Linked DNA regions of Homo sapiens: region 1 is linked to region 2. The links are chromatin loops, found by intact Hi-C in ENCODE. Cell type or tissue: right lobe of liver. All regions are shown on one strand. Each heading gives the region's core, and the rest is flanking DNA. Links, peaks and the distances in the headings are about the cores only. Region 1 has its middle 190 kb from the start of SNORD28B. Region 2 overlaps ARID1B (AT-rich interaction domain 1B).

Evidence for each region. Peaks named below come from ENCODE experiments on the same cell type or tissue, not always from the same donor. Only the 100,000 strongest peaks of a DNase experiment are listed, where the experiment ranks them.
Region 1: it touches region 2 in a loop (3-fold over the local background); 11 of 110 quality-filtered maps call a loop at or near these places.

What each region holds. Positions count from the first base shown.
Region 1 is chr6:156,559,130-156,568,947 of GRCh38, forward strand. No RefSeq gene overlaps it. Among named protein-coding and RNA genes, the nearest start is that of SNORD28B, 190 kb to the left of the region's middle. RefSeq lists an enhancer at 5,141-5,390. In right lobe of liver, for the core only: a CTCF peak has its summit at 5,430 (motif pointing right); a DNase peak (open chromatin) is centred at 5,442.
Region 2 is chr6:157,041,632-157,051,449 of GRCh38, forward strand. All of the region lies in intron 4 of ARID1B (AT-rich interaction domain 1B), which reads left to right. Among named protein-coding and RNA genes, the nearest start is that of MIR4466, 270 kb to the left of the region's middle. RefSeq lists enhancers at 6,836-7,337, 7,338-7,838. In right lobe of liver, for the core only: a CTCF peak has its summit at 4,418 (motif pointing left); no DNase peak of the experiment used is centred there.

The DNA of each region.
Region 1 (9,818 bases), core at 1,216-9,215, 480 kb before region 2:
TATCTGGGCATGGTGGTGCATTCCTGTAGTCCTAGTACTCACGAGGCTGAGGTTGGAGGATCACTTGAGCCTAGGAGGTGGAGGCTGCCTGAGCAACAGAGCAAGACCTTGTCTAAACAACAAAAAGAAACAGTGAGCCACACACAATGCTTTTCTGTTGACTCCAGGCTTTAGCAACTCTCGAAAAGGTCTCCCCTGCTCACAAAACACTCACCTTACTGACAATCACTGTGGTCACTCAACACCTCTCAATCCAGCCACTCCCCCCATCTCCAATATCACTGCCTCAGCTCTAGCCATCATCTCTCATCTGCATTGCCACCAAGGCTGCCAGCCGGGTCCCCAGCCTCCTCACCCCTTTCCAAGTCAGATGTGTTTTCAAACATAATTATGCGACTCCCAAACTCAACTGTGGCTGAAGCACCTGGACACTGCTGTGACCATCCAGGGCTGGCACAGAAGTTTTTGAGGAGAAAAAACAGTACTCAACATCTGCCAGGCACTGCCCCAAACTGCCAGCTCAAGGTAGCTCTCACTTTCCTCATTAAGTCAAGCTACATTCCTTTCAATGATATCATATGTGTGTGATGCTGGGTTTTCCAGACTGCTGTGATAAAAAGTAAGCACCTTCTTATATACCCAAAGGAAGTGAACACAGGAGCTCAAAGAGATGCTGGTTCACCTATGTTCACAGCAGCACTATTCACAATAGCCAACAGGTGGAAACAGCCCAAATGTCCATCAACAGATGAATGAATAAACAAAATGTGGTGTATCCGTACCATGGAGTATTACTCATTCTTAAAAAGAAAGGAAGAACTGAAACATACTACAACATGGATGAAAACTGAAAACATGCTAAGTGAAAAAAGCCAAACACAAAAGGATAAGTATCATTCCACTTATATGAGGCACCTAGCACAGTCAAAGTCACAGAGACAGAAAGTAGAATAGCGATTGCCAGGGGCTAGGGGAGTGCAGAATGGGAAGATATTGTTTAATGGGTCCAGAACTTCCCTTTGGGGTGATGAGAAAGTTCTGGAAATGGATAGTGGTGATGGTTGCACAACATTGTGAAGGTACTTAATCCCATTAAAGTGTGCACTTAAAAATGGTTAAAATAGTAAACTTCATGTTAGGTATATTTTATCACAGTAATAAAAAAATACATACCATGCAGAAATCCAGATGAAAGAAGAAATGAAGGTAGCAGTGTTCCAAAGTTTGAGAAACCATGTGGTGCCCAACTAGTAAGTAATTGCAATATTTAAGAATGCAATGAAAATTTTTTTCATTTAATTTACATTCATTCATTTTCAAAAAACCACTAAGTTGTTAGAGCATAAATACTTCTGAGGCTTTTTGAATGTGCTACTTCATCAACAGAACTGTTGGGTATTCTTTTGCTTTAAAGGTACCTTGGAAAGGTTGCTGACACTCCAGTGCTATGAATTGAGACACCACCTATGAGATTTACAAAACAATCCTGAATCTCACCCACTTTCCAATTTACAGTAAGAACAGGGGACAGAGGAACATGTTAAATGACACCACAAGGAAGTAGTCAGCAAATCTAAACTGTGGGGAACACAGGACAAAGAAACCCTGTTCTTGAACAAATATACTGCACAGAAATAAAAAGAAAGATGAATTAAGAAGCATATCAATCAATTGCAATATATATATAATTATTGGATCCTGATTCAAATAAAGTATAAGAATATTTTTTAGAAAAATCAGAAGAAATTTAAGAACCACCTGGATGTTTGATGTTATTTAGGAATTGTTAATTTTTTGATACAATAATGAAATCATGGTTCTGTTTTTTCAGCAAGTTCTCGTCTTTCAGAGATACACGTTAAAATGTTTTTAAAATGTTTTTAAAATGTTATTAGGACCTTGCTTCAAAATCATCTAAGTTTGGAGATGGGAAGGGAGTGGTAGAAGAGATAAAGCCAGCTGTGAACTTATCAGTATGGAAGCTGGGTAATGGGTACATGGAGAGCTCGGGATGAAGTTTGGACTTGGGAGCAAGGCACCATACCCCCGCCCACATACTCTGGCCCCTGACACTGAACCCCAGGCTGGTCCCCAGACTCACAGCTCCCTCTCATCTTGTGGCCTTTGGCAGAGCCTGTTTCCTTTGCTCTTATTCTCTTCTCCCTCCTCTTCATCTGAAAACCCTCCACATCACACAGATCCCAGCACGGCCCCTTCTCCTCCTGGGATACACTGTCTAACACCCTCTCCATCACTGGTTTGGGAGCTTTTCCTCAATGCTTTGTGGTCCCTATCACAGAACTTTGTAAAATAGACTTTAATTTCCTATTAACTGATTGATTGGACTGATGTCTGGTACATAGTATATATTCAATAAACATTTGTCTAATTAAGAAATGAATGGCTAAACAACTGAATAAATGTTATTATAATTACAGATCATTCTCTCCTGTGCCAGTTTGCCATCTACATAGATACCATTATAAAGCTTTTATTGCAGGGAGAAATGGAGTTTCTCTCCCACCTGGAAGGAAGGACCTGAGAAGGCACCTGTAAGAATGAAAAGGCACGCATATGTAAGGCCACCTCACTGTGTCACAAGTGGAGACACAAGGAATTGAGCCAACAACACAGCTCCCAGAAAGGCAAGACCCTAATGGAGGGTAACAGGGTTAGAAGGGGGCCACTCTGGTTATGGAAATCGTGACTGCAGAGAAATCCCGGGCTCACTCTCCAGATGCTTACCTGACTCTGAGCCACTCCTGGGGACTCACACGTCTCTTCAAATCCCCTTCCAGGCTGAACCCTGGTGTCTGGCAGGCATCCACCCCGCTTCATGTGTTCATTACACAAGAACGAGTTACCGCTCACTGACTGCACTGAGCCTCACCCAGACTGTGTGCTGGGCAGTGCGACCAATTCAAACGTGAATACTGACAAAGACAAGACAGGTGCAGACACAGCCACACGGCAACACAGGGCGCACTCAGGAGCGGGAGGGGGAGAAGGTCAGGCAAGTGGGGAGATGGTGACTGAGCTGGCATCCTGCCAGGTAAGCAAGCCAGGACAGAAGCCCAGAACCTGAGCCACAGACCACGAGGGGTGGCATGGGACAGCTGCCTGGCAGCGGGTGCGAGGGGCTACCTGAGTTGGGTTTCCAGTTGGACCAGGGAAGGCTTCCTCCTGTGGCAAGTGCAGAGGCAGAGTGGCCACGGTGCTGTCGGTGGCCCCGTCAAGGCAGGTTTTTCCCACCCTCCCCCCTTGCTCAGATGGGAGCGTCCGGGAGTCAGGGCTGCAACAGCCAGGCGTTGCCCCCTATACCACACAGTTCAGAGGAAGGAGAGGCTGTGAGGTCTATCTGCTGTCTCCTCCTGGAGCTCTCTCTTAAAGGAAAACAAAATCTCCCCCAGAAGACCAGCAGCCAACTTCTGGTCAAGCCACCTGGCCAAAACTGGATGGCAGCCCACCCTGGGTTTGGCGAGCACACAATGGCAGGTCCACGTGGAACCTGTTTGCCCGGCCGTTAGCCCTTTCTGACTCCTGGGTAGAATCAGGAGATGTCTTCGGCGGTCTCCCACAACCCAAGCAGGCTGTGAACTGAAGAAATGGCCCGGGTTGCTTCCAAGCAGAGGTCTGGAGATGAGACAAGACTTGCCCTGAGTTCCGTTCCCACCACGCCATTTCTCCGCCCCACTGGGCCTGGGGCCTGGCTGCACGGAACAATTTCCCAGGCCCCACCCATATCAATTACATCCAAAGCTCCAAGGGTTGGGGTCCAGGCCCCTGTGGCTTTGTTTTTTAACCTCCCAGTGGATTCAGATGCACAGTGAGGATTGAGGACCAGTGCTCTAGGTCAGTGGCTCCCAAACTTCAACAGCATCAGAGTCACCAGAGGGCTCCTTAAAAATACAGATCCCCGGCCGGGTGTGGTGGCTCACGCCTGTAATCCCAGCACTTTGGGAGGCCGAGGCAGGTAGATCACCTGAGGTCAGGAGTTCAAGACCAGCCTGGCCAACATGGTAAAACCCCATCTCTACTAAAAATACAAAAATCAGCCAGGTGTGGTGGTGAACGCCTGTAATCTCAGCTACTTGGGAGGCTGAGGCAGGAGAATCACTTGAACCTGGGAGGCAGAGGTTGTAGTGAGTGGAGATCGCACCAGTGCACTCCAGCCTGGGTGACAGAGCAAGACTCCGTCGCCAAAAAAAAAAAAAAAAAAAAAAAACAGATCCACAGCCGGGCATGGTGGCTCACGTCTGTAATCCCAACACTTTGGGAGGCTGAGGCAGGTGGATCACCTGAGGTCAGGAGTTTGAGACTAGCCTGGCAAACATGGTAAAACCCTGTCTCTACTAAAAATGCAAAAATCAGCTGGGTATGGTGGCGGGCATCTGTAATCCCAGCTACTCGGAAGGCTGTGGCAAGAGAATTGCTTGAACCCGAAAGGTGGGGGTTGCAGTGAGCCGAGATCGAGGCACTGCACTCCAGCCTGGGTGACAGAGCGAGACTCCATCTCAAAAAAAAAAAAAAAAAAAGGTACAGATCCCCACACCCCACAACCAAGTTTCTGATTCAGGAAGTCTAGGGTGGGGCCTGGAATCTTCATCTCTAACAAGCTCCCAGGCAATGATGATGCTGCCGGCTGAGAACCACTGCTTGACCCAATCTCCATCCAATCATTAGCCCTTTTGGAGCCTCTCCGCCTTTCTCATCTGTGAAATAGAAACAAAACAGCTGCCCCACCGCTGTCACTGGAGGGATTAAAGAGAACATCCACAAAGCACCTGGCACAGAGCTCACAAAGTACACAAGGCACTTAGCACGTACTCAAAAAACAGAAGGCTCTATTATTAGTCACGTTACAATGGAGGTGTCGGTGTGCTGTACGCGTGCAACCCTGCGCTGGCCCAACCTCCCCCCACCTAGTATTTTTTTTTTTTTTTGCCTTCTCAAAATGTGGAAGCACCAAAAAATAATGTGCATTCCTGCTTTCTGCACTGATTCTAACCCTCTGGAGTTTTCTTATAGAATGATGCTTATCAGAGGAAAAACATCTGTTCCACTTTCTTTAATCTCTAATTTATCTAATCTCCCCGTATAAAATAGGTATACTGCTAATGAGTAAATTCCTGCCAAGGGAATGAAAATGCTTGTTACAATTACTTATTCTGCTCATTGACTTTACCCTCTGTGGTCCAATATCACACAACATAAATATAATGGATGGGCCACTTTTTTCTGGCATCTTCATCACCGGCCACTAATAGAGAGCCTTTCAGAATAGAAAGTTGTCATTTTCCATCTCTCTACTCGAAGCACCAGACACAAGTTTGCCAGAGTAAATCTCCTCCTCAGACAAGTGAGTGTCCTCACCCAGCCCAAGGCACAAGCCCCGAAGAATCCTGTGCGGTGGCGACGGTGATGGAGAGAGGCCACCAGAGGGCGCAGAAGAGCAGCAAGGCTGCCCCCTCCAAGGCCGGCGACTCGGCCACCTGGGCCGCCAAGCCCTGCATGGGGTGTTTATCGTTGGAAAGGGTGTTTTTCAGAACCTATAGCACCTTGGTGGTTCTTAATTTTTTTTTAAGTTAATAATCAAATACGATTTGCTCCCATGTGTTTATAAAAAGTAAGCCAAGATGACATTACTTAAAAGAACAGAGCTAGATCAAAAGAAAGTGAATGAAATTTGAGAATTGTGGCGCTATGGGGGTGAGGTGGGGTCGTGGAGGGCCATCTGGAATGAATGCCTCATTTTACAGAAGAAACAAGGATAGGACGAGTAAACAGAGGGCCACAGCCAGGCCCAGGCCCCGGCTGCTGGTTCTGCGTCTGCTCAGCCACCAGGCTCGGGCAAAGCCGAAAACGTCAAGGACCAACAGACAGGCCATCAGCCCTCGTCTCCTCTCTTTTCCATGTCTCTTTTACCCTGGGAAAAAGAGAACTGACGTTTCATATTATAACCTGAATTTGTACCATGACTTTCCATGGTTATTGGAGTTTTTTTGCTATTTTTATTGTGGTAGAGTATAGACAACATAAAAATTTACGATTTTCACCGTCTTTAAGGTACAATTCAGTGGCATAAAGTACATTTGCATTCTTGGGCAACCATCACCAACCATCCATCTCCAGAACTTTTCCATCGTCCCTAACGGGAACTCTGGACCCATCAAATTCCAGCTCCCTAATCCCCTGGCCCCCAGCCCTAGGAACGCCCATTCTCCTTTCTGCATCTATCAATTTGCCTATTCTTGGAACCTTACATAAAGGGAATCCTGCAATATTTGTCCTAGTGCGTTGGCTTCTTTGATGTAGGACGATGTTTTCAAGGTTCAGCTGTGGTGTGGCAGGTGTCAGAACTTCCTTTTATGAATGAATAAGACTCTTGCACCTTTGTTCTTGATACCCAGAAAAATGCTGCAAGGCAAAATGGAGGGGCAACTCTGGTCTTCATCTTTCAGATGAGGACTCTGAGCCCGGCACTTACCTGCCCACATCCATACAACGTGACAGCAGATCTTGGACTCACATCCAGGGCTCTTTGCCCTCCTTGTCCTGGGATTTTTCCGGGTACAGACAGTGGCCTTCTGTCATCGCTCTCCTGCACACAGACATGGAGAGATGCTTCCTTCTCAGGAAGGGCATTCAACCCACCTAACAAACACACGTGCGGCTCCACTGCGGAAAGAAGGTGAACCAAACTAGAAAGAAACAACTCCGTGTGGTAACGTTTGCATAGATTATACCACCCAGTCACAAAGCTCTTCTACACACGGGGTCTCAATGTTAATAAAAACTTAGCTGGGGACAGGGGTGTGAATATTCTATCTCATCCCAACTGAGGTTAAGACAACAAGCCACCGTGTATGCCAAGGCCCTTTAAAGTCCCGGCTTCAGCTGAGAGCACTCAAGGGTACAGTGGCTGGATGTCTTTATTCCAGTGAAGTTTCCTGGGGCCATAATTCACAGAAGTCCTCTGTCCTGGGGCCACTAAGGATTGACTGTACAAGTGAGCTGTTTCTCACATCTACCTATGTTTTACAAAAGCACACACTGTAGGTTCTCTTGCGTTCCCATTATCGAGATGACTGTTAATAGTTATCTGTACACTTTTTGTACATCACCTCAGTTAACTCCTGCATATGCTCTGTGCATAAATGAAGGTTTAAAGATCATGTAACCAGCTCAGGGTTATTACACGGCTGGTAAACCATAGTCGGGATTCCAGCTCGGTTTTAGGACTTCAGAGCCCAGCTGGCCAGCACAGAGTTAAGTTAGGTCATGTTAAACTCTTCCCCACTGGCCAGCAGGTGGAAGCTGCCTTTGAGGGGTATATACTCTCTCCCCAAACCAAAGCATAGGCAACAGGTCCAATGCAGCAAGACCCATTCCTGTACCTGCCTTTATGCCTCTGTGACAGATGCTTTGAGGAAGACCAAGATGAAGAGGACCGGCCTCCCAGGGCTCACATCCAATGAACACATACTTGTTGAGTTGTATCTGTGGCTTGTTGGACTTAGAAGTAATACAGAATTTTGAGCGTAGTAATTTCCTGGTATGTTGTGAACGAAATGGAGAAATAGTTTATTGGATGGCGTTCAGGTGGGAAAACATAATACTGTGATTTTTACTATAACACTTTCCCCAAGCACTTCCACACTTCCCTTCGTGTTTCAGAGATACCTGACATTCCCCGAGATTTGAATCTCGGTCCAATAGCTCCAATAGTGTGTTAAAGGGCATCACTTGGAGAAGGGCGAGTGTTGCCAAGATTCCAGCCAAAATGTGTTTCAAAATCACATGGGGTGTTTTCTGAAACCGTATTTACTATAGAAATACTAGGAGAAACAAAAAGAAAGAAAGAAAGCCTGGATCCATCCTGCTTTGTATTCTAAATACTGAATTTTCTTGAACTCTAAGAATTTACATAAGATGAAGCAACACTCAGAAAAGGTTGGCTGATCCTAAAAGGATTAAAAATCCTGTCTCAGTGGTCCAAGAGCCCTTTGTAATTTCAGCTGCTCATCGTCCTTGACTATATTTGCCAGTTTTCTGATATGAAAATGCTGGAGGTGTTCAGCACCGTGCCTCAGTTTGGGAGGTCTGCAGACACAGTGGCGGGAAGAGATGCTGTCTGATTTTTACACTTTGATTGCCTCGGCTCCCACCCACCGTGTTACCAAGGAAAAGGAGGCGTATTATCTAGTTTGTGGTTAAGCAGGAACACTTGTATCAATAAATGAGAAATATAAAGGAAGAGTGATTTCCCTTCTATTAAATAACCTAAGACAAAAAAAATAGGAAAAAGTTGTTACCCATCAACAATGTTTAAATATCTATGTATTCTAAGAATGAGAAAATGGGGTCAGGCACAGTGGCTCACTCCTGTAATCCCAGCACTTTGGGGGGCCGAGGTGGGCAGATCACGAGGTCAGGAGTTCAAGACCAGCCTGGCCAACATGATGAAACCCCATCTTTAATAAAACTACAAAAATTAGCTGGGCGTGTTGGTGTGCGCCTGTAGTCCCAGCTATTTGGGGAGCTGAGGCAGAAGAATCACTTGAACCCAGGAGGCAGAGGTTGCAGTGAGCCGAAATCACACCACTGCACTCCAAACTGGGTGACAGAGCAAAACTCCATCTCAAAAAAAAAAAGAATGATAAAATGATAACACAAAGGTTATTTCCACTAAGAAAGTCACTCTGAAGGATGGGTGTGGTGGCTCATGCCTGGAATCCCAGCACTTTGGGAGGCCGAGGTGGGAGTATCTCTTGAGCCCAGGAGTTCCAGACCAGCCTAGGCAACATGGCAAGACCCCATATCTACAAAAAATATAAAAATTAGCTTGGCATTTTGGTACATGCCTGCAGTCCCTGCTACCCACTACTCAGGTGGCTGAGGTGGGAGGATCACTTGAGCCCATGTGGTTGAGGCTGTAATGAATCCAGATCATGCCACCGCTCTACAGGCTGGGCAACAGAGTGAGACCCTGTCTCAAAAGGAAAAAAAAAAAAGTCACTCTCAGTATAACTTTTAGGTAATATTCTAAAAGAAATTGGAAAAAAAAATTTCCTACAAATAATCTAGTAAATAACCAACTACTTACTTAACATGGTAAAACCACATGGATGGTTCCAAGGTATCTCAAACTGAACATACTCAAAACCAAATTCATGATATTCTTCTGTCAAACATGCTCATTCCCAGTGTTCCATTTATCAATGCCCTCATTCACCCAGCTACATAAGGCAAAAATTTGGGGGGGGGGTCATCCTTGACATTCACTCTCCCTCACCCACAAAGTGGTCACCAAGATTATTCTTTTTGCCTTCAAATTCTTTCTCCGACCTACTTTCTGCATCTCCACCCTCCCACTACCATCTCCTCACCTGGAGCATTACCTGAGCCTCTTCTTGCCTCACTTATTTACTCTTGCACCCACTTGGGTCCAATCACTACACCTTTCAGAACAGATCTAATTCTGTTACCATCAGTCCAATCGCTGCACCTTTCAGAACAGATCTAATTCTGTTACCATCAGTCCAACCGCTGCACCTTTCAGAACAGATCTAATTCTGTTACCATCAGTCCAATCGCTGCACCTTTCAGAACAGATTTGATTCTGTTACCATCAGTCCAATCACTACACCTTTCAGAACAGATCTGATTCCATTACCAGCAATCCTGTGCACATGTAAAACCTTCAAGAGCCCACAGGAAGGGGCCCTAATCCTAATTATTGCTGCCCCTCTCTATCTGCCCATCCCTGCAGGCTCCTGGCTGAGGTTTTGCCATGGGATTTTCTTTAACCCAAGGAT
Region 2 (9,818 bases), core at 858-8,857:
TTATCCCCAGTGTTAGGTAAGGAAACAGGAACTCAGAGTCTAGAACTTGCTCAAGTTCACGCAACCAATCAGTAACAGAACTGGGATTTGCACCAGCAGTGTCAGCCCCAGCACCTTCTCTGTTTTCTGAATGTCCTGATCACTGATGGAACTGATAGGGTGTACCCTGTACCCGCCTCTCAGTCTTTACTCCCCATCTTCTTAGCCACCATCACCACTGCCCCACTCAACTCCTCTTACTAAGGTCCCCAACGACACACCCAGATCTAGCAGAGCAGTTCACTACTTGCCCTGTGCCTGCCTCCTTGCGCATTTGACCTAATGGACTTCTTCCTTGGCACACTCTCTTCCTGTGGCTTCCTCAGCAGCGTTTTGTTGATTCACCTCCTACAGGTCTGGCCTCGATTTCTCAGACTCGTCTTCCTCTTCACAGACAGGCAGTAATGTGTTCGATTCTCCTCTCTGCTACATAAGCCGCTAATACCCCACGTTACACCTTCCCCTCCTCCTCCAGGGTGTATTCTTAAATATCCTGCCGAATGAATGAATATGCATAAAGCCATGACAAAGATGAAAACATGTATCTCTTGTTCAATACAGTGTATTTCCTGGGGTAAATTCTTAGGGCTTGCCTATTTGACAATAACGTAATTTGATTCTCAAAATAATTTTTAAAGACTTTTCCCTTTGAAAGATGGAGGGACAGAAATATGTATTACCAGTGTATTCATTTGCTATACCTGTCTTCCGGGCTAAATGGACATCAGAATTCCACAAAATCAAAAATATTTTGATAGGGTGTTTTGGCTGACATGTTCTTTGGGAAGAAAACTCTGAATTTTATGACTCTTTTTATAATATTTGATATAAACTATTAAAAATACATGTGGAGAGGTCAGTTTAAAATGAATTACAAGGATAATCAAGGGGAAGCATATTGTATTACTCTAAAAAAGAATGAGAAAAAGAAAAATGATGCAATTTATGCTATCATTGGGTCCCACAAGATCACAGGAGCCCTCCACTCCTTTTTTTTTTTTTTTTTGAGACAGAGTCTCACTGTGTCACCCAGGCTGGAGTACAGTGGCGTGATCTCCACTCACTGCAGCCTCCACTTCCCAGGTTCAAGTGATTCTCCTGCCTCAGCCTCCCAAGTAGCTGGGAATACAGACCTGTGCCACAACGCCCAGCTAAGTTTTTTGTATTTTTAGTAGAGATGGGTTTTTACCATGTTGGCCAGGCTGGTCTCAAACTCCTGACCTCAAGTGATCTGCCCGCCTCAGCCTCCCAAAGTGCTGGGATTACAGGCATGAGCCACCGCACAAAGGCTACACTTAACTTTAATCCTCTTTGGTGATAATTTTTAATATTTGTTTTAGGCACCTAAAATTTATTACTATAAAAGAGAAAGGTCTAAGCTAAAGTATCTGAACATAAGATGTTAAAGTAAATCCTACACTTGTATTACTTTTTACCTGTATTTTGGTTGATTAGATATCTTAGAGAAAAATAACATCAGCGTTCAAACTGGTCTTCCAACCCCCAACTAACAGAGTCCCTTAAATATCCCATGCCCTTTGCTGCCCTTAGCTTCCCTCCAGCCTAGTCTCCACCTTGCCTTTCCCCTGAAATGCTTACCCTTCCTCTTGCTGCATTTCAAAATCCTGCTTTCCCTCCAGGCTCCATTCTAACCTCTCTCTTCTATGATTTGTCTCGGCATGGGCGCCTTCTGAGCACCATCCTCAGAGCTCAACAGTTCTCACTGCCTTTAGGACTCATTTGGAATTTCTCATCTGCCAACTTGTTTTGGTGTTCTTTTGTATTTGGGAGACAGCGTGATATGGCCTAGCCCAATTCTATTACGTGGCATTTTCCCCCATAATATGGTAAGCTTAGAGAATCCATTTTTTTCATCTTTTTATATCCATATTGACTTTCACATGGTAAACAGTGCATAAGTACTGATGATTAAGAGTTTTACTGATAGTGTTAACAATTGTCACTGCTAAGAGCATAAAATGTGTGATATTAACATATCACTACTGTGTTCTTCTGTATTCTGGGATTTCCTTGCCGATTCTCCTGTTATCTGGGCTAATATGTGAGCTTGGCATTTCCTATTTAAGCTCTGTAATGCCCACCTTAAGGAAGATATATTCATTGTTAATGTTTGTTGAAGCTATTGAGTGGGTATGGCTGGCATCAAAAACTAGTTGGTTCCTTTTAACCTGGCTTATCTTAAATATGTTCATTAATCAGGTTCTGCAGTTGTATTCATTCATATCACTCTACTTCTTTCCACTGCTTTCCATTCAAACAAATATCTATGGGATATACGTGTTATTTGTCAAGTACCAGGGATGCAGTGGTAAGAATAATAAGTCCTTGCTTCCACGGATCTTACATTCTGGACACAACATTTGGAATGATCTTATGTCAGAGAAAAATCCAAGAAGAGATGCAAAGTTTGGATATAATTGTATGCTTTTCTGTTGTTTAATTGTCTTAATTGAATCTATTTATTGTATTCTACAAAATGGAATGGATTCCAGTTTGACCTAAGGAAATTATAAATAACAAAAGGATTAGTCACCCGTAAATATAATTTCAAATAGAATAAAAGTGGAAAATTTTATTTTATCTTTTTAAAATAAGGTATTTTCAACTGTGGAAAATGTGTAGCCTGAGGATCATATTTGGCAGTGACTTAAATTTGAGCTGCTTTCTGTCTTTTGACATCTGATCATTATGAAAGTATCTGTATTTCACTTCCCTCATATAAAAACAAAATGATGCAGTCGTTAACTATAGGATTTATCATACTGGCTAAGGAGGAAACAGAAAAAAATACAATGGCAACCCATGTCTGAATGGGCCTCCTGGCTCAAGAACCAAATAATGACCTTTGGGAAAAAGCGGGAGGTTCACTTGTAGCTTCCTTTTCTGATCCATCTAACTTAGAGGGCTCCAGTTTGAATTGTGTTAAAAGTCCATTTGTTTTTAGTCATTTCTGACTCTGTATCTTTTGTTACATTTTTCCAGTTTTAATCATTTCTCATTGCTCATTTTGGTTCTGTAGAGCTGTGCTATCCAGTGTGGCAGCCACCAGCCATGTGTGGCTATTTAAAGTATTTAAAGCTAAATCAAATTCAAATATCATTTCTTCAGTTACACTGGCCACATCTCAACAATTACATGTTGCTGGTGGCTGCCACACTGCCACAGTGCATAGAGAGAGGCGTCCATCTTAACAATGAGTTCTGTTGCCTGAGCTGGTCTAGAAAATACAGGTTCCAAGTATGTAGATGACACAGACAGTTTTTAGCATAACAGCCATTTATATAATATATAAATGTTCTAATAACAATTAGAACAGCCATTTTAAAAATTGATTTAAACACTAGGGATTTGAAAAGATAGTAGAAAACAGAAGGAATTTGCTGTTCAGGTAGAGTGCTATAAAGCAGAGGGGATGTTCTGCTTAGGAAAGAAAGATAAACTACTATAAAGTTGACAAGTTTCATTAGATTTTGAGAATAGAAAAGTTTTAAACAGGGTCATGAAATTTGACATCCTTCTAGAGTGACATTTGTGATGGGTCATTAATTCATTGATTTGCCTAAGATATGCCCCAGGCTACCAATATAGTATTTTGGATTTAGAGTGTTTAGTTTTGCATTGTAAGATTCTACCCAATAAAATAGTTATTTCTTTTATGAGTGTAACCACATGAAAACATATACTAATTTTCTGTTTAAAAACATTTACCATATATATTTTTTGTCAAGCTGCATTAACTCTGGTTCTTCTCTACTCTTTGCGTCTTCTTAGCGGGACCTTTTTTTTCTTCTGTGAGACAGAGTCTCTCTCTGTCACCCAGGCTGGAGTGCAGTGGCACCATCTTGGCTCACTGCAAGCTCCACCCTTAGCGGGATGTGTTTTCTAGTGAATTTACTTGGCTAACTCTCTGAGTGAGTGTGACTATAAGTTAGGTGAAAGTATATTTAAGATAACCAATGTCATTGAAACAAAACTAGCAAACAGTTTTTTTGAACTCATAATCTTATGAACTCATATTACTTTTCATAATATGAAAGATTTGTTTTTACATTTTAATCTTTTTTATTTAATTAAAATCTGTTCAAAACCTTTAGAGCAGTAGAGGACCAAGTTTATTCCATACTGTTTCAATATTGACTCAAACTTAAAATTATAGAATATATATTGTTAAAGCAAAAAATTTACTGTTTCCGCTAAAAGAAAGATTCAAGGGGGTGTGGGGAGAGGAATCTGCAGTGTTTCTCTAGGACCTCAAGGATCTCAAGTTCTCCCGGATGTGGGAATCCAGGAATCCATATTGAGCTCTTCTCTTCTTTTGTTAGAAAATTTCCCAGCCTCTGCCTCTGCCATCTGCTGGTAGTTCAGACAGTTACATGTTTGAGTTTAAAACAAATTTGCTTTATTTTTATTTAGAAATGATTTGGGGGAAATACTTTATGTATATTTACCTGTAATATTTTGATACAGTTTTCTTTGTTAGGTTTAATTATCTTTTGAAGGGATATTTTAGCTTTTTTTCCAATTTTGTCTTTAGAGGAATACACAAGTCTAAAACTCAGAAAAGACAAGACTGTGAGGCCAAAACATATGCAGTGAAGAGGCAGGTTAGAGCCCTGTTAATGAAAGGCCTGGAGTGGCTGATGAGGAGTTACTTGAGAGCTGTTAGGGGTCTCACCTGATGTCTGGCTTTGGATTAAATATGGAATAGGATTTTTTTCCTGCCATTTTATAATTAAGACTACTTGACTGGGAGTTGAACAGACCCATATTCTACTGTAAGTCCCATTGTGAGGTTGGAGAATTGATTTCTAGACATCATTAAATTTATTTCCAGCTCTAAAATTCTTCAGGTCCTTAATGCTAACAGGCCTCCTGTATTCATTGGAAGTACAAGTGTTTTACCATTTGTTAGTCTTCCATTTCTTCTTGCTGATGTTTCCTAGACTAAGATATTCTTGTTGTCTTGGGAAAAATAGAATTTTGTTGTTGTATTGTTGTCCACAAACAAATCCTTTCATTAAGTGAAGCCAGGCAAAAATTTTTAAAAGAAAGGTAAAATATAGAAATTTTATTTTCTGCCACCTTTAGTCTTCTTTCCTAATTTCCTTTAGAGCTGCTATGGCCAGTTACTTTTCAGCATTTTTCTCAAAGAGAAAATGTAACCTAAGATTTTTTCAATTTCTTTTTTTCACAATGAAAAAGGCTGAGGGAGGGAAAGTGACTTATTTTAGGCACTGTCTAGTGGTAAAGCTCAGCTAGAAGTTGCTGCTTCCCAGGCCTGTGTACTTTATGAAAAAATTCCAGCAATGCCTGTGTTGTTGTTTTTTTAAATCAGTCCTCTCAAGTTTAGGAACTCTATATTAGGTTACATTTTACAGAATTGGCATTTCGCAGCTCAAAAAATGGTGTAATGTTGGCAATTTCATATGGTTCAACCCAATGTACTAGGACTCTAATATCATTTTAGATCAGCTTTCAATAGTGAAAACGGTATTTTTCTTTAAAAGTAGTTTATTCCAATTGGAATGGGTATGAGCACACTCTGTGAGGTATTAGGTGATCACGAGATGTTTGTGGAGCTTAACTGACATGAGAGTACCCAGTAGGCCAGAAAGCCCAGCAAAGAAGGTGTGACGTTTCCAGAATATGTTTTGGCATTATATGCAAAATCAGAAGTAGTATATTATAATCAGAGGAGTTCTTGGTGTAATAGGAACTCCATTTCTTCTAGACCAAGTATTCTGTCAGATGATGGTAGATGACAGAGTGTTTAGATAGATTCATTGACAGCATCGCGGCTGTCCCAAGATCTACCAAGTCCACTGTGCAGAAATGTTTGCCCTGCCTTAGTGATGGTGAAGATAAGGTGAGTGGAGGGACCATAATTTAGTGTAGTTCATGCCTGCCTTTGTCAGATTCTGTTCATTTTTGTAAAAAGACGTTAGGAATTAAACATGGCCTCACGTGCTATGTGTCTGAAAAGTGGTCTTTTTAAGAGAGCAAGGAGTTATGCTGGAAGCAAGCTTATTTACTTGTATAATTTAGAGTTTGATTGACTCCATGTATCTCTGGGGACATTATTTTGGCACTAGTTTTTGAGGACTTAATTTTCTAGTAATAATAAAAATGCATATATTCTCTTATCCCCACCCTCAAACACCTGTTCATTTGGGACATGCACATGTAATTAGAGGCGTGTTTCAGGACTTGCCTGTAAAATTCCTTTGCATGCAGTTACTGTGATCATATTAGTAATCATCAAGCTACTTGAGATTTTGTTGGGAAGAAGCAAAGAAAATATCCTAGGGAAGATGGGGGTGATTTTGATTGCGTGTGTTTTAGGTTCTCTGCACTGCCAAGTTTTAAAGCAGATTCTGTTTCTTCAGATGGTGAAAGCCCTCCTCCTTCCCTCCTCCTGCCTTAAATTTGGCTTCTTCCCAAGCCATGTCAATTTTTGCAAGTCAGTTGAGAATGTCAACGTGGCTGGTGTTGAAAGAGCCAATATGTTGGAATATGCTTAAAGCCAAGTAGAACATTTATGTGAATTAAAGAATATATCAGGGATGATTTTTAAAAATCAGATTTGGATTAAGAAACCTGTTGAATTAATACTTGCATAACAGATGTATCACTGATAAATACTTGTAAAAGATATTCCCAAATAAGCAATAAAAGTACCATTTTACAACCGAAGTAATGCATCCTGTGGGTCCATTTGCAAAGATATGCCAACAGAAATGCATGCAGAGCTCTGGAAGTGATAATGCAAATAAAACATTTCACATTATAACTTAAAATAACAAGTTTGGAAGGAATAAAAAGTCTGGGAGACTATTTGTTTTGTCTAAATTCTGCTTTTACTCTGGTCTTTTAACAGTTGGCTTTTGATAATGTATTACTGCCTTAGTGTGTTCCTGTGTATTGAAGGAATACATTGTCTGACAGAATTGTGGTTGAAAATATTACAAGTTCTAAATAATAAGAGTAATAAATATCATATCTTGTTTGCTTTGTTGTCATAGTCGCCTGATCTCATGCTTCCCTGAATTCGGCTGGTGTCTTGATTACGATGGAATCACTAAGCAGAGAGTTTTGCCATGTGTGATTTATTCGTTTGTGCATAGCCACAGCAGAGCATCCATGCAGCCCGCAGTGGCTCTGTGTTCCAGTGTGCCAAGTCACCAAGACTTGCTACCTTAAGGCCAGGCGCAGTGGCTCACGCCTGTAATCCCAGCACTTTGGGAGACTGAGGCGGGCAGATCACTTGAGGTCAGGAGTTCAAGACCAGCCTAGCCAACATGGTAAAGCCCCATCTCTACTAAAAATACAAAAATCAGCCAGGCGTGGTGGTGGGCAGCTGTCATCCCAGCTACTCAGGAGGCTGAGGCACAAGAATCACTTGAACCAGGAGGTGGAGGTTGCAGTGAGCTGAGATCATGCCACTGCACTTCAGCCTGGGTGACAGAGCAAGACTCAGTCTGGAGAAAAAAAAAAAAAAAAAGACTTGCTGCCTTGATTTGCTGCTCACTGTGCCCAGCAAGGCCACTCTGCCATGGCCGATTCTAGACCGTGGCCAAGGTGGGATGAAGCCTTCTCTCTCTCTGGCCAGAGTGCTCCTCAAGTGTGACCTTCCTTTGGTAGCTGGGCAGTTTTCTCCTTGCAGTAGGTGTGGCCTTAGATGGCCATGTGAAAAGGAGGGGTCAGTGTGAGGAACTGGAGAGAAGTACGGGGAGGGACAGGACTGGCCCTTGAAATCGGCGTAGAGGAAGTTAAGTCCTACAGGAGATTTCTTTTTTTTCCCCTAGCTACACATGGCAGTTTAAAGCATTTAATTGGCTGTTTCTTAAGAAGCCATGTACATTTTTATAAGAAATGTCTCTTAACCTCCCTTCACTCTTCCACAAATTAAGTTTTCCTTTCAGAATAAATTTTTTTGTATCTCATTGAGGAAGAGGGGAGGTGAAGAACAGAGCAGCAAATGAATACATATTATTTATAATGAGAATTGGATATAGGCTTATCTTATCCATTAAATATCACGGTAAAATCAATAAAATTTTAAGAAGTATTCTAAAATTAATTTCAAACAAATTTTCGAAACATTTCTAGAATTTTCTTTTTAAATCTTCACATTACATATTAAAGCTTCTCACATTGTATTCCTATTTTTGTCTCATTTAAGTTTTAATCTCCTCATAAAAGGATAAGTGTCTTTTCTTCAGTCATCTTAATGTGTTAACCTGCACTTCATATCATCATGATTTTAAAACATGCATTGAATGCTGCTACAGTCCAAGAATAACAACGCCTGTGGCCTCCAAGGAGTAAGGGACCCCTGGAACATCAGCACCAGCAAAAGGAAGAGAGACACTCTCAGTTGTGGGGTGTCTCTCCCTGACTCAGCCCCCACCTCACTGAGGGTCTTCCATCCCCACAGTTTCCATCTCAGATGCCCAGAAGAATGGGAGGGGCCAAAGGAGCTCCACTTTGTATATCATCAATGAAACCCCCTGTACCCAGTCCCCCAACAAGGAAGAACAACAGATAACTCAATTTAAAAAATGTTACTTGTGGCTGGGCATGGTGGCTCACTCCTAGAATCCCAGCACTTTGGGAGGCCGAGGCGGGTGGGTCATGAGGTCAGGAGTTTGAGACCAGCCTAATCAACATGGTGAAACCCCGTCTCTACTAAAAATACAAAAATTAGCCAGGCGTGGTGGTGCGTGACTGTAATCGCAGCTACTCAGGAGGCTGAGGCAGGAGAATTGCTTGAACCCAGGAGGCGGGGGTTGCAGTGAGCGGAGATCACACCACTGCACTCCAGCCTGGGCGACAGAGCGAGAATCTTATCTCAAAAATAAAAAAGTTACTTGTGATAAATGAATAATTTGGGAAGAAGAAATCCTGAGTTTTATGATGCAGAAGGTATTTCTTTATCATGTAGACACTTAGAGGGCTTCAATTTTGGTAGTAAATAACCTTCATTAAAAAAGTTAATTTTTTTGTTTTACCTTCATATGAGCCCTGTAATAGTACTTCTAATGACATCATACTCATAAAATGACTTTTTTGTTTCCTGATCAACAGTGGAAAGGTTTATGATGTGCTATGTAATAGTATGTGCAAACATCGCAGGCACAATATTAATAGATGCACATATATGTGTGTTACACATTAAATATTTCCCATTCACACATGTATGCATTCTTTCCTTTTACATAGGAGGCCTAGAGAAGTTGACCTCCCTAAAGGATAAGTTCTAAAAGGCAGGAAATGGAGATCTGCCAGGCTTGTTGGCTAGAGTCATGGACAAGAGCAAGGCCTGTCTGAACTGCCACTCAGTTTTTATTCTGCGCATTTGCAGGGCTGGTGATTAGAGTGGCTTTCGCCCAATTATGCTGTGATTATTCTGCTGCACTGTAATTGACTGGGGAGATATGCTAATACCTGTCATTTGGGATGATAAAAGATGAGCGGGGGACGCAATGCATTATTTAGCTGGCTGTGTGATAGATGAGGGATGCGCAGAGTGCTTTAATTGCTGAGAAGAGAGGTTAAGCTGAACGAACGGATGAATTAGAAATGAGTTTTTTTATGGCTTGTGGAAAAGTGAAATAAAGGAAAATGTGCCTTAAACTAAAACAGCAGATAGAAATGAGCACAACGAAACTAGATCTTCCAGGCAGCTCCCTTTATCCATTTAAATGCTAACGGAAAATGCAGTTTGGAATTCAGTAAATAATAATTGGAATAAGAAT